Linked DNA regions of Homo sapiens: region 2 is linked to region 1. Evidence: chromatin contacts called from ENCODE Hi-C data. All regions are on one chromosome and are shown on one strand. The core of a region is the stretch at or near the end of the contact, and the rest is flanking DNA. Distances in the headings are between cores, read along the strand shown. Region 1 holds the start of FAM199X (family with sequence similarity 199, X-linked). Region 2 has its middle 46 kb from the start of PRPS1.

Region 1 (5,880 bases), core at 2,956-5,455:
GTTTTTTGGGAACTCAGAGTGGGTGTATGACCTCTAGTCAGCACATGGCTGTTTGGCTCTCTATTTTAAATTTAGGCCATTAGCATTTGCGGATTCATCTTGAAGGATTGGCTCTTTGAGGTTCACATTTGTTCACAAGGGTTTCTATGATTGTATATGATTGATATCACACCATTTATTATCAAAAACGTTTTCTAAGTCTATCTTTCAAAATTCACCAGTTTCACCACAGAAACGATCCATAATTTCAGGGTTACAATGTTTCATCTAAAATGTCCATCTTTTGTTGGCCTACTCTTCTAAAAGCCCAGGCCAAATGTCACTCACTGTAAAAACCTCACTAATCTTCTTTCTCCCAAGCCAAATTCATCCTTTCCTTAAATGTCCACTGATCTTTGACAAAGGAGCAAGGGCAATATAATGGAGGAAAGATAGTCTTTTCAATAAGTAATGTAGGAACGTCTGGACATCCACGTACAAAAAGAATGGATCTAATTCTTACATCTTTCACAGAACTTCCTGAAAGACCTACCACCTCTTCAATGGAAAGCATCAACAGTTTGCACCCTACAATTCTCTGAATTCCTCACCTCAAAATCCTCATCTTGCTGCTTTCACCAATCCTGGATTGTTGTAAAATGATGCTTGCCCAGTCTTAATCAAGACCCCACATTGAAATATCCACCTTAAATCAAACTTCCAATTCTTAATAAATTCTGCCCAGACATTTCCCTCTGAAACATTGCCAAAGCTTTGTGCAAGTTGAGGTTTTCCTTGCCAAAATACGTAAGAAATTCAAGCTTTGTTTTATCAGCAGGTTTTGTTGGTGATATTTGACTCAGCTAAATACACACACACACACACACACACACACACACACACACACACACACTTCGAGCTCATCAATCACATGAAAAAATTATAAGGGTTAGATCACCAGTTATTGGGTTAAGTCCAGTATATTTCTATCCAATGGTAAACAAAATGATAAAAGTTAATTGACAATTCTCGATACCACTCAGTCTCTCCTGCAGCCATCAGCTCTCTGGTAGGTAAATTATGCATCTGAAGACTTTAAGGCAGATTACCCCAGGGTTTGCTCTCAGGCTCAGATCTTCAGAGAAAATAAGGAACTACTATACCCACCCACATTTTCAGAGAAACAGAAATTAGGAAGGATCTTGGAGAATGGAAGGGAGAGATGAATTGGGTAAATCCATTGAGGTGAAGTACACCCAAGGGACAAACCAAATCGAAGTGAGACAAGAAGGCAGGATGCCCAACAGTCATCAACTCCAGTGATTAAGAACTTGGTTAAGATGTATTAATACATTATTACCATATATTTAAGTAAACATTATACATACAGTGCACCAACTCTATGTACTGCTATCCGTGTCTATGTCAGTATTTCTCACTGAGAAATATATGGAGGGACCTCTTTTTTTTTTTTTTTTTTTCCTGAGACGGAGTCTTGCTCTGTTGCCCAGACTTACTGCAACCTCCACCTGCCAGGTTCAAGCGACTCTCCTGTCTCAGCCTCCAAAGTAGCTGGGACTACAGGTGTGCACCACCACGCCCAGCTAATTTTTGTATTTTTAGTAGAGATGGTGTTACACCATATTGGCCAGGCTGGTCTTGAACTCCTGACCTCAGGTGATCTGCCTGCCTCGGCCTCCCAAAGTGCTGGGATTACAGGCATAAGCCACCGTGCCTCGCCTGGGACCTCTTTTTTTTTAAAAAAAATTCTCTCACACCCAAACATTTCTGTAAATTCTTTTTATAATATTTCTTAAATGTAAACAAACATTAAATTCTACATGTTCATAAAGCTCTTGTACAAATGTAACACCAAAGCAAATTTACAAATTGTGCACAAACTTTTTTACAAAGTCAGTGTAATGTGGTATATATGATGAAACAAAACTGCCCTAGAAACGTGAACATACTACTGACTGGCAAGCATATGCTCTTGGCCTTCGGCTTGTAAGTATGTCTTGGGGTTGACTCCACTTTCCCATCACTTTATTCTCTTCAGACTACTGCAACCCTTCATTTGTTTAGGAAGATGCCAAGTATGAGGTGCACCTCATTTGTCTTCTCACAGGATCATGACAATTAAAGTAGTATTATCTTATGCTAATTCATTGTGAAAATAAACTCAAATACATGTCCTAATCATGTGGCAGCAGTTAGTTATCATGTGGTCATACAGATACTTCAGAATATGCTTAAACACAAAAGTAAAACACATACTTGTAGAAACCTCACAGACTCTCTCATTAGACTCCGCTTTAAAAAAACACCCACCTCTTATAGTATGTGTAAAAGGTATATATATTTAAATTAGACCACCAGGCACAGTAGCTCCACCTGTAATCCCAGCACTTTAGGAGACTGAGTTGGGTCAATCACTTGAGGTCAGGAGTTCGAAACCAGCCTGGCAAACATGGCAAAACCCGTCTCTACTAAAAATACAAAAAATAGCCAGGTGTCGTGGCACATGCCTGTAATCCCAGCTACTCAGGAGGCTGAGGCAGGAGAATAGCTTGAACCCGGGAGGTGGGGGTTGCAGTTAGCCAAGATCGCCCCAATACACTCTAGCCTGAGCGACAGAGCAAGACTCTGTCTCAAAAAAATATAAAATAAAATAAAATAAAATAGACTATTTCGTTAGCTTCTTATTAACAGTTCCTGGTGCTATTACCTGAGTGCCTGCATTATCATGCAGCACTTGACTCTTGTTTCATTTGGATAATCAAGTCTCTTGTTTTTGGGGACTAAGCCATGGCCCATTCAGCCTCACTGGCCTCAGACCCCTGGGGATTGGTGCATTAGGGACCATAGAACAAACCATCATCAGCCTCACTTCCACAAGTTTTAAATTGGTCAGCCTCATTAGATATTAATGAATGATTCATTTTGAAAGCCACATACACAATGCAACACACCTTCTTGCAATCTCAATGAAAGAAAGCCGGCATGCTCAACAGTCAAACAACCAAGTAACTGAAGCAAGATAATGTATACATTTTAAAGGCACGTTGGAGAAGCTGTTTTCACTATAAGTTGCATTGGTAGGGCAAGGCACAGAGTTTAATACTGAATGGGGCTTGTTTTAGTGACAACCCCCCACTTCTCCTGCCCTCTTTCTCTTCTTCCTCCTGCCTTCTTTCATTTTTCCCCTCCTTTCCGCCTATTTAAGTTCTATGCTTTCCTGAAGGATCAATGTAGTTTCTTCATAAATATAGTTAATGCAAAGAATTGCTTTTATTGAAGAATTATGCTCTTATATGAAAATGTGCTTCCTTTTATAAAATAATATTAGGTAGTTTTAAAAATTGTCTTCTTTGGGCAAAGTAAGAAATTAGTAATCTTGGGGTTTCCTCTATTTTTTTTTAATCTTACGCATCCAAGAACAGGAATCACTTGCCCAGAATATAGAGAAGAGAGATGAGATAAACAGCAAAGTACACTATATAACACCTAACAAGTTGATTCAAGTTGAACAAGTTAAGCTCCATAATATATTTTCTACGGGAGGGAGGGGGCAAATTAGCAGGTGTGCCTTAGTCTCCTTTGGGAGTCAGGGAAGGCTTCACTGAGGAGATAACGTTTGAGCTGGAGTTTGAAGGATTAGCAGGGGAGAAATGGCAGGGCATTCCAAGCAGGGTGCCTATGAGCAAAAGGCGCAAAGCACAAAAGAGTACGACGTGTCCAGCAGCTCTGAGTAGGCGAGTGGCTGCAGCGTAGGGTTCTTGGAGTTAGGTGATCAAGGGTGAGGAAGGGACTATTTTCCCTGCTTGGACGATTTCTCCTACACCTCATTGCACGGTGCTGGGCACACACTGCAGGAGCTCAATAAATACTTGTTGAATTGGGACAGAATGAAAGAGTGCGCTGGGAACCAGGGCATCTGGATGTTTTCTCACGCACCCGCAGTGTGACCTTGGCCAAGTCCCTTTTCTGGGACTGCGGTTCCTGCTTAGTAGTCGAGTACGAGTGAGAAAGCGGAGGAGGAGGTTGGCCAGAGGCGCCTAGCCTTTCTAGCGGCCTGAATCCCTGATTCGATGCGTAGAGGGCGGGGCGGGCCGCTTGGGGCCGCGGCGGGCGGAGGTTCAGTTCCTCCTCCGGTCCAGCAGGGGGCACGGGGAGTGGCTTCCCGCCGCCCTTCCCCTCCTTGCGGGCGCCGGGCAGACTGCTGCAGTCGCAAGCGGCGAGCGCAGTGGGCGGGGCGGGCCTGGCCGGGCCGGGCGGCGGCGCTGCGCTGACGGGCTGAGTCTGGCGGCGGCGGAAGCTGCAGAGGCCACCGGGGCGCTAACTGGGTGGCCGGTGGGCCGCTGTGGCCTCGAGCAGCCTCTTCGCGCGGCCCCGCACCCCGGCAAGCAGCAGCGGGCCGCGACGCCCAGCCTGCCAGTGAGCTGCGACGGGCACACCCCGGAGCGTCGGCGACTGCGGACAGGTTAGAGTGGGGGCAGGGGCGGGCGCGGGAGCAGCCCAGGGCCAGAGAGGGAGCCCGAGCCAGGCCATCTCCAACCATGTCCGACGAGGCCTCGGCCATCACTTCCTACGAGAAGTTTCTAACCCCCGAGGAGCCCTTCCCACTCCTGGGACCTCCTCGCGGGGTGGGCACCTGCCCGAGCGAGGAGCCGGGCTGCCTGGACATCAGCGACTTCGGCTGCCAGCTGTCCTCCTGCCATCGCACCGACCCGCTCCACCGCTTCCACACCAACAGGTACGAACTGCACCTGAGGGCAGGGGTGGATTTTCCACTTCTGGTCGCCCCCCGCTCCTGATCCTTCGTCCCGGGCTGCGCTTCCAGTCGCCCCCTCCCCCACCTGCTTTCGACCAGCGCTCATTCCCGGCCTCCTTCCCTGCCCCCCCTCCCTATTTTCACCCCTGCCCTCCTATTTTCCTTTCGACCGGCGTTTTACTCTCTTTTCCTCATTCATATTCTGGCTATAGCGACTCCTCCCTTCCCTACCTTCTCCCTCCCTTGCTTCCCTTCCCTCCCCCCATCTGTACCCTACGAATCCCAAACCCCCACCCTTGATTTTTAGATACGCCCCTGTTTGCATCCATCTGCAAAAGTTTAACCCCTTCCATTTCCGGTACGCTGTAGAGGAATTTGGATGGCTCAAGATCAATCCATAGATCTTTTGAAAAGTGGCGTTGAAAGGTGGAACATTTAAAGCTAGAAGCTTCATTTTCCCTATTTTTAATCTGTCTCACAGTCCTGTTCCCCCCGCCGCCACCACCCCTACCCCATTTTTTTTTTTAGTTGAGCGCTAGGAAACTAGTCGATTCTCTCTTTTTTTCCTCCTCCTTTATTAACTGTTTGCCTTAGCGCTTTAGGCTCTGCCAAAATTGGTAAGCTTAAATCTGGAGGATTCCTTCATATGACATATCCCTTGGTTTCCTTCCCCTTTGAAGAGACAGAGTAAGGCTTAGGATGGACTGACTTACACAAATTTATTCAGAGGGTGTATCTCCTCCTAACTGATTTCAGTAGAAGGTAGTGTTCTGGAGACTTCTCTCATGCAAGCATTTACGTGTTAGATCAAATCTTGGGGGGTGGGTTGAAGACGTTCTAGATACAGCCTCAAGTTTTAACATAGGTGGATATTTGAGATACATATACAAAGGGCTGGGGGGGTGTGTGGTTAAGGCTCTAGGAGAGGGGTTCAGCTATGGAAAATACTGGAGATAAATTAAGAAATCTAGTTCTGACTTCTGATCCAAGTTTATGATGTGAGTTTGATCAAATTCTTCCATATTTTAATGTCTTTAGCATATTTCTCCCCTCCCTTCCCTTAAATCAGTCTGTAGATTGAATGAGCTTCTACCAGATACAAGGAATGTGTAAAAGATGTTTCTTAC
Region 2 (5,732 bases), core at 1,366-3,865, 3.5 Mb after region 1:
GCCTTAAAAGGAAAGAAACTCTGGCACATGCTACAACATGAAGATTATGCTAACTGAATAAGCCAGACACAAAAGGACAAATATTGCATGATTCTGCTTATATTAGGGACCTAGAATAGTCAAATTCATAAGAGACAGAACATAGAATGGTGATTACTAGGGGCTAGGGGGAGGGGAGAATGGGTATATTCTCTACCCTCACTCTGGGGGCGGGTTTGTGGGGGGGATTATTGTTTAATGGGTATGGAGTTTTGCAACATGAAAAGAGTTCTGGAGGTGGAGAGTGGTAATTGTTGCAGAATAATGTAAATGTACTTATTGTCACTGAATTATGCACTTAAAAATGATTCAAATGGCAAAAATTTTTAGGCTGGGCGCGGTGGCTCACGCCTGTTATCCCAGCACTTTGGGAGGCTGAGGGGGGCGGATCATGAGGTCAGGAGATCAAGACCATCCTGGCTAACACGGTGAAACCCCGTCTCTACTAAAAATACAAAAAAAAAAAAAAAATTAGCTGGGCGTGGTGGCGGGTGCCTGTAGTCCCAGCTAGTTGGGAGGCTGAGGCAGGAGAATGGCATGAACCTGGGAGGGGGAGCTTGCAGTGAGCTGAAGTCGTGCCACTGCACTCCAGCCTGGGCAACAGAGTGAGACTCTGTCTCAAAAAAAAAAAAAAAAAAAAAAAAAGCTAGGCATGGTGGCATGCGCCTGTAGTCCCAGCTGCTTGGGAGGCTGAGGCAGGCAGGAGAATCACTTGAACCCAGGAGGTGGAGGTTGCAGTGAGCCAAGATCGTGCCACTGCACTGCAGCCTGGTGACAGAAAGAGACTCCATCTCAAAAAAAAAAAAAAGAGATTCAAATGGTAAAAAATTTTAAAACACCACGAAAACAAAAACAAAACAGCCCGTGCAGCAGCCTGGTCCACTGAGCTTGCAGCCCAGACATTGGTGGTGGGTTTTGAGGTCTAAAAATAGGGCCTCCTATGGCAAAAATTGGTCACCTGGACAGGAACAGCAGTGAGAGCTTATTGCCTGAAGAGGGGGCAAGAGAGCTCTGGGACGGTGAGTTTCCTCACCTACCCCATCTCCCTTTCCCCCCTCCCTCCGTGTGTGCGTGCGTGCGTGCGTGCGTGTGTGTGTGTGTGTGTGGTGTGCACCTCACCACCCCACCCCACTCCAGAGCAGACAGACCGCCAGCCCAGCAGAAGCAACTGGGTGTGGCCTGACTCCCAGGGAGTCCTGGGGAATCCCTGCAACTGAGCAAATTTCGCTCCTGCCTCTTCCAGATTCTCCAGGGAGCTGTCCTCTCCTCTGAGGTCCAAGTTAGCTAGCCTATTCTCCAGTGAAAAAACTGATAGAAGGTATCCAGTTTTCAGGATTGTCTGGGGGGAAATGGAGGCAGTCCAGCAGAAAGATCATCGATTCAAGTGTAGCGGACTTGGGTTCAAATCCTGATTCTCCCACTTAGTAGAGTATGACCTTGGCCACAGTGTTTAACCTCTCTGTGCTTCAGTTTCCTTGGCTGTAAAACAGTACAGGGACCCATCTCAAAACTGTTGAGGATTAAATGAGATGTGCAAAGCACTTACAATAGTAAGTGTGAGATAAGCATCAGCTAGGATTACCTCATGAAGTGATTATTAAATGGTGAAAGGGTGGAAGCACCCAGTACCGTACAGGCCCTCAATCAGTGGTAGCTGATATAACGATGCTAATAATAACGATGAAGGTGCAGAGGCCCGAGAACCTAGCAGTCAGAGCAATGGCCAGAGGAATGTGGAGATGCCTAGTGCTGGCAGAGAAAGGAAAGCCCTGTTTCAGGGGCTCTAGGGAAGACAGTGGCAGCAAGTCCCTAGAGAGCACTGCTTGGCATCTCCTCTAGGTTGTTGCTCTGTGGCTCAGGCAGCCATTCAAATGCATGGGAAGGGAAGGAAAGAACCAGCAGTAGACATCCAGTGACACTGTTGGCCTTCCACCCATGGGAAACCTTCAGAGGAAGGGGAAGGGGCGGGGCCACCTTGGAGTCTCCAGGGACCAGCTGTACAGTAACAGCCTTTTTTTTATTATTATTTTTTATTTTCTCAATTCCTCCCCTCTTGGTGTCAAGCTTGTTTTTGTAGCTGGAGAGGAAAGGCATGGGCGGGGCTCGGCTGCACAGCACTTGGAACCACAAACCCGCCCCCAGAGTGAGGGTACAGAATGTACCCAGACTGCAAACCACACCCTTGTGGCTTGGGGAGGCCCCTGAGGTGGGCTGCGGAACTGTCACACTACATTGTTTGAGCCCTGCACCTAGCAACCAGCCTGGGAGCCTGCAGTGCTCAGACAACGGGGTGTACTCAGGGGCCAGGACTGAGTTAAAGGACCTTCTGCCAAATGGTCCCCCAGGACTAAGGATCCCTCTGATCGGAAAAAGAGGTCCATGGACCCCTGACACCCTCCTGGGACCAGATTAAGTCTGAAGCTGGCCTAGGAGAGGTTCCAGCCAAAGGCTACAGCCTGCAGACACTCCCAGTCACATCCAGATCCTCCTCCACCCCCAACCAATTTAGGGGAGCAGATTCTGCTTCCCTTTACCTGTCCTCCCCACCCCACTCCCTCTCAGGGAGGCCCCTCCTCCCAGGGAGGTTGCCCTCCCTCCCCCAGTCAGGGAGGCCTATGTAGGGTTTCCAGAGCAGTGAAGGGAGGAAACCAGATGGGACCTTTTGGGAGGGTGGAGACAGTTTTCCGAAGCCTGAAGTGACTTGAAAATGACAGAAGGTTGGGAGGGGGGCCAAACCCACAGCAGAGAGGGGAGGGACTTCCAGTTGGACGGGTTAGAGGAAGAAGGTCCTGTGAAACCCGGGTGAAATTCAGCAGGGATGAGTGCAAGGGGTTCGTTAGTGACAAAACCTAACAACATAATTTGGCTCGACACAAATAAACAAGGAAAACACCAAGTGAAGGAGGGAGTTGACCACAAGCTGAGTAAGATTCAGCGTCAAAATAGAGCACAGCTCACTTCTGTGGACCACATTTTCCAAAGCAAAGATCAGGACACATATTTGACAAGGATGAATGTACTTATGGGGAAACAAGCCCGAGTGTTTGAAGCTGAGACTCTCCCCAGCAAACATGGGTCCTAAGCTTGTTGAGACCATGCTCTGTGACAGTCTAGAGTCTTCATCAGACAGCCATGTCCATCATCTGGGGAAAAGGGAAAAGGCTCAGAATAGGAAGAAAGATGAAAGATGGGGCCTCGGGGCAGAGATTGGTGAAGTAGAGGCAGTGTAGTGAGGCGGAAAGAGTTCAGGCTTTGTCACTTAGTGGCTGTGCAACATCAGGAAAGTTACTTAACCTCTCTGAGCTCCAGTTTCTGCGTCTTTAAAACTTGGGTAATAATCTTTGCCCTAAAGGTTGTTGTGAAGATTTAAGTGATTCACAAAATATATAAAGCACTAAGCACATAGTAGGTCCTCAAGAAATGCTTGGCTGTCCATTTGGAGAAGGGAGAAATAAGATGAGAAGATTTTATAAGGAGGCTACTAAGCAGTAATTTTCCCACACTCATGGAAACTGGAACAAAAAGAAAGACTATGGCTGGAGTAGAAAGGATTTGGGTGGGTTTGGGAAGAACCTGGTGACTGTCAGAAGTTGCAAACTGGTGGCTAACAGACTGAATCCAGCCCTTGGGCAGGTTTTGTTTGGCCTGAACAGTGTTTTCCATAAATTTGAATTAGTTGCCAACCTTTTAAAAAGTGGAAGATTTCACATAAAAATCCACATATTGGCTTCTTTTGCAAAAAAGCAGAGAATCTAGCAACTCTGGACCCTCATGGCTGCATGGCAATGATTGTGGGAAGGGAGTAAGGGCCGTTTGTTTTAGAGGGTTTTTCATGCCAGTGCTTTGCAAACCGTAATGTGTGTAATTGCGACATCCAGACGGAGCAAATCCTTAGAGACAGAAAGTACAGCAGCGGTTGCCCATGGCTGTGGGGAGGGAAATGGGGACTGACTGCTAAAGGGTCTGGGGTTTCTTTTTGGAGTGATGAAAATGGAACCAGATAGAGGTGGTGGTTACACAACATTCTGAATATACTAACAACTTCTTAATTGTACACATTAAAAGGGTGAATTTTATGGCATGTGAATGATACTTTAATAGGGCTGTTATTTTTAAAATGCAAATGCTGATTCAGTAGATCCCAGCTGGGGCTCAAGATTCTGCATTTCTGACAAGCTCCCAGTTGTGGTTCATGCTGCCGGGCTTGGGACCAGCTCTGAGCAGCGAGCTCTTGCACTGCTGGTTTTCAGAGTCAGCTGCACATTGGAACCACCTGGGGAGTTTAGAAAAACACTCCTGCCTAGGTCTCACCCCCTGGGATTCTGATAACATTGGTGTAAGGTGAGACCCGGGTGTCCGGATTTGTAAAAGCTCCCCAGGTGATTATAATTTGCAGCCAATTTTGAGAACCACCCTCTTGTACCCTGGCCACTTTCCCCTTTCCCCTTACCTGCCTAGGCAGGCTCTCAGGCATTTGACCCCTGCTCTCCTCTAAACCCCAAAGCTTGGCTTCCAAGGCTGTGCCAGGGCGGCCAGCCCTGCCTGCCTCTCCACCTCCTCCCTGCCCACCCCTCATCCCACTGTAGTTCTGGGATTCTGAGGCCAAACCTTCATTGCCTCCCCCACTTTTTCCCGCCTCCCTAGTTAGCGGAGCTTGTTTTGTTTTCTTGGGCAGCTTTGAGTGAGGACATGTGTCAGAGGCGTTTGGAAAATCTAAAGAACTCACGTCCTTCCCTGGTGCCTCTTGTCCCCACTCCAGTCACCCGGAACTCACCAGGAGCCCCAGGCAGGGCGAAGCGTCCCGGTCCCGCCCTCGTCTGGCGGCCGCATGGAGGCCCACATGCCTTACGCTCCCCAAGCCGGGGCCGCGTGGGGCGACATGTGCTGCCGGTCACAGGGGAGGGTGGCCAGAGGCAAGTGATGCTGATCAGCATGGGCTTGGAAGCCGCCTAAGAACCAACCACAGCGACTTTTCCAGTGGGATGAGGAGGACGGGGAGGAGAAAAAAGTGGGCGGGGGCGGGGGAGGAGATCTTACACCAAGGCTTACTGGGTAATTTATTATTGCGTGAGAGCGTCTTAGAGCAGCAGCCCTGATCAACGTCCAGACATAGCAAGTCATTCCAAGTGAAAAGAGGTTACAACCACAAAAAGACAGAACATTTCGTTCTGAGTGGGAGGGAGACAGCTGGGCAAGGCCAATGGAAAGGCCCCCCAGCCAGGCTTGCTTTTAAAGTACTGCTACCATTTCCCAGCTATTTTAAGCATAACATCGCCAATTTTTTTCCCCCACTGACTACCTGTTTTCTCTGTGAAGGCGGCTTGAATGCAGCTGTGTGTGTCCTCTTTTTCTCAGGTGCTTGCTTTTTTCCTAGAGATTGGAAAGGAGTTAATGAGATTCTACCTAGAAGGTACGGAAGAAGCTGGGAAATAAAGCTGACAAATCAAGGACTTGATTGCCAAGGCGATCCTAATTGATTTAGCACCAGGGACATTTTCACACTTGCTCTCCATAACTCATCTGAGGTGGAGGGGAAGTAAGTGCCTTTGGAGAGACCTGTGGGCACTTTGGAGAGCAAAAAACGCTGCCTCCGGTGGTGGGTCAACCTCAGGAATTCCCTCTCTTTTCAAGAATAGCTTTCCCGGCTGGGCATGCTGGCTCACGCCTGTAATCCCTACACTTTGGGAGGCCGA

The links. A loop is a pair of places that touch in the nucleus more often than their neighbours do. Pooled maps may share reads with other maps.
Region 2: a pooled map shows a loop between it and region 1 (7-fold over the local background). The contact joins the enhancer-like site here to the promoter of FAM199X in region 1. A Hi-C loop is called at or near these places in 3 of 50 pooled maps.

Annotation. Positions count from the first base shown.
Region 1 is chrX:104,162,248-104,168,127 of GRCh38, forward strand. FAM199X (family with sequence similarity 199, X-linked) reads left to right here and starts at 4,206. Exons shown (of 6, transcript NM_207318.4): 1 at 4,206-4,735. The coding sequence starts at 4,539. RefSeq lists a silencer at 3,994-4,483 and an enhancer at 4,048-4,548.
Region 2 is chrX:107,672,021-107,677,752 of GRCh38, forward strand. No RefSeq gene overlaps it. Among named protein-coding and RNA genes, the nearest start is that of PRPS1, 46 kb to the left of the region's middle. RefSeq lists silencers at 1,118-1,167, 4,335-4,394, 5,225-5,344 and an enhancer at 1,922-2,121. Within about 2 kb of position 2,616, at least 34 of the 41 ENCODE cell types and tissues checked have a DNase peak (open chromatin) inside an H3K27ac peak, as active enhancers do.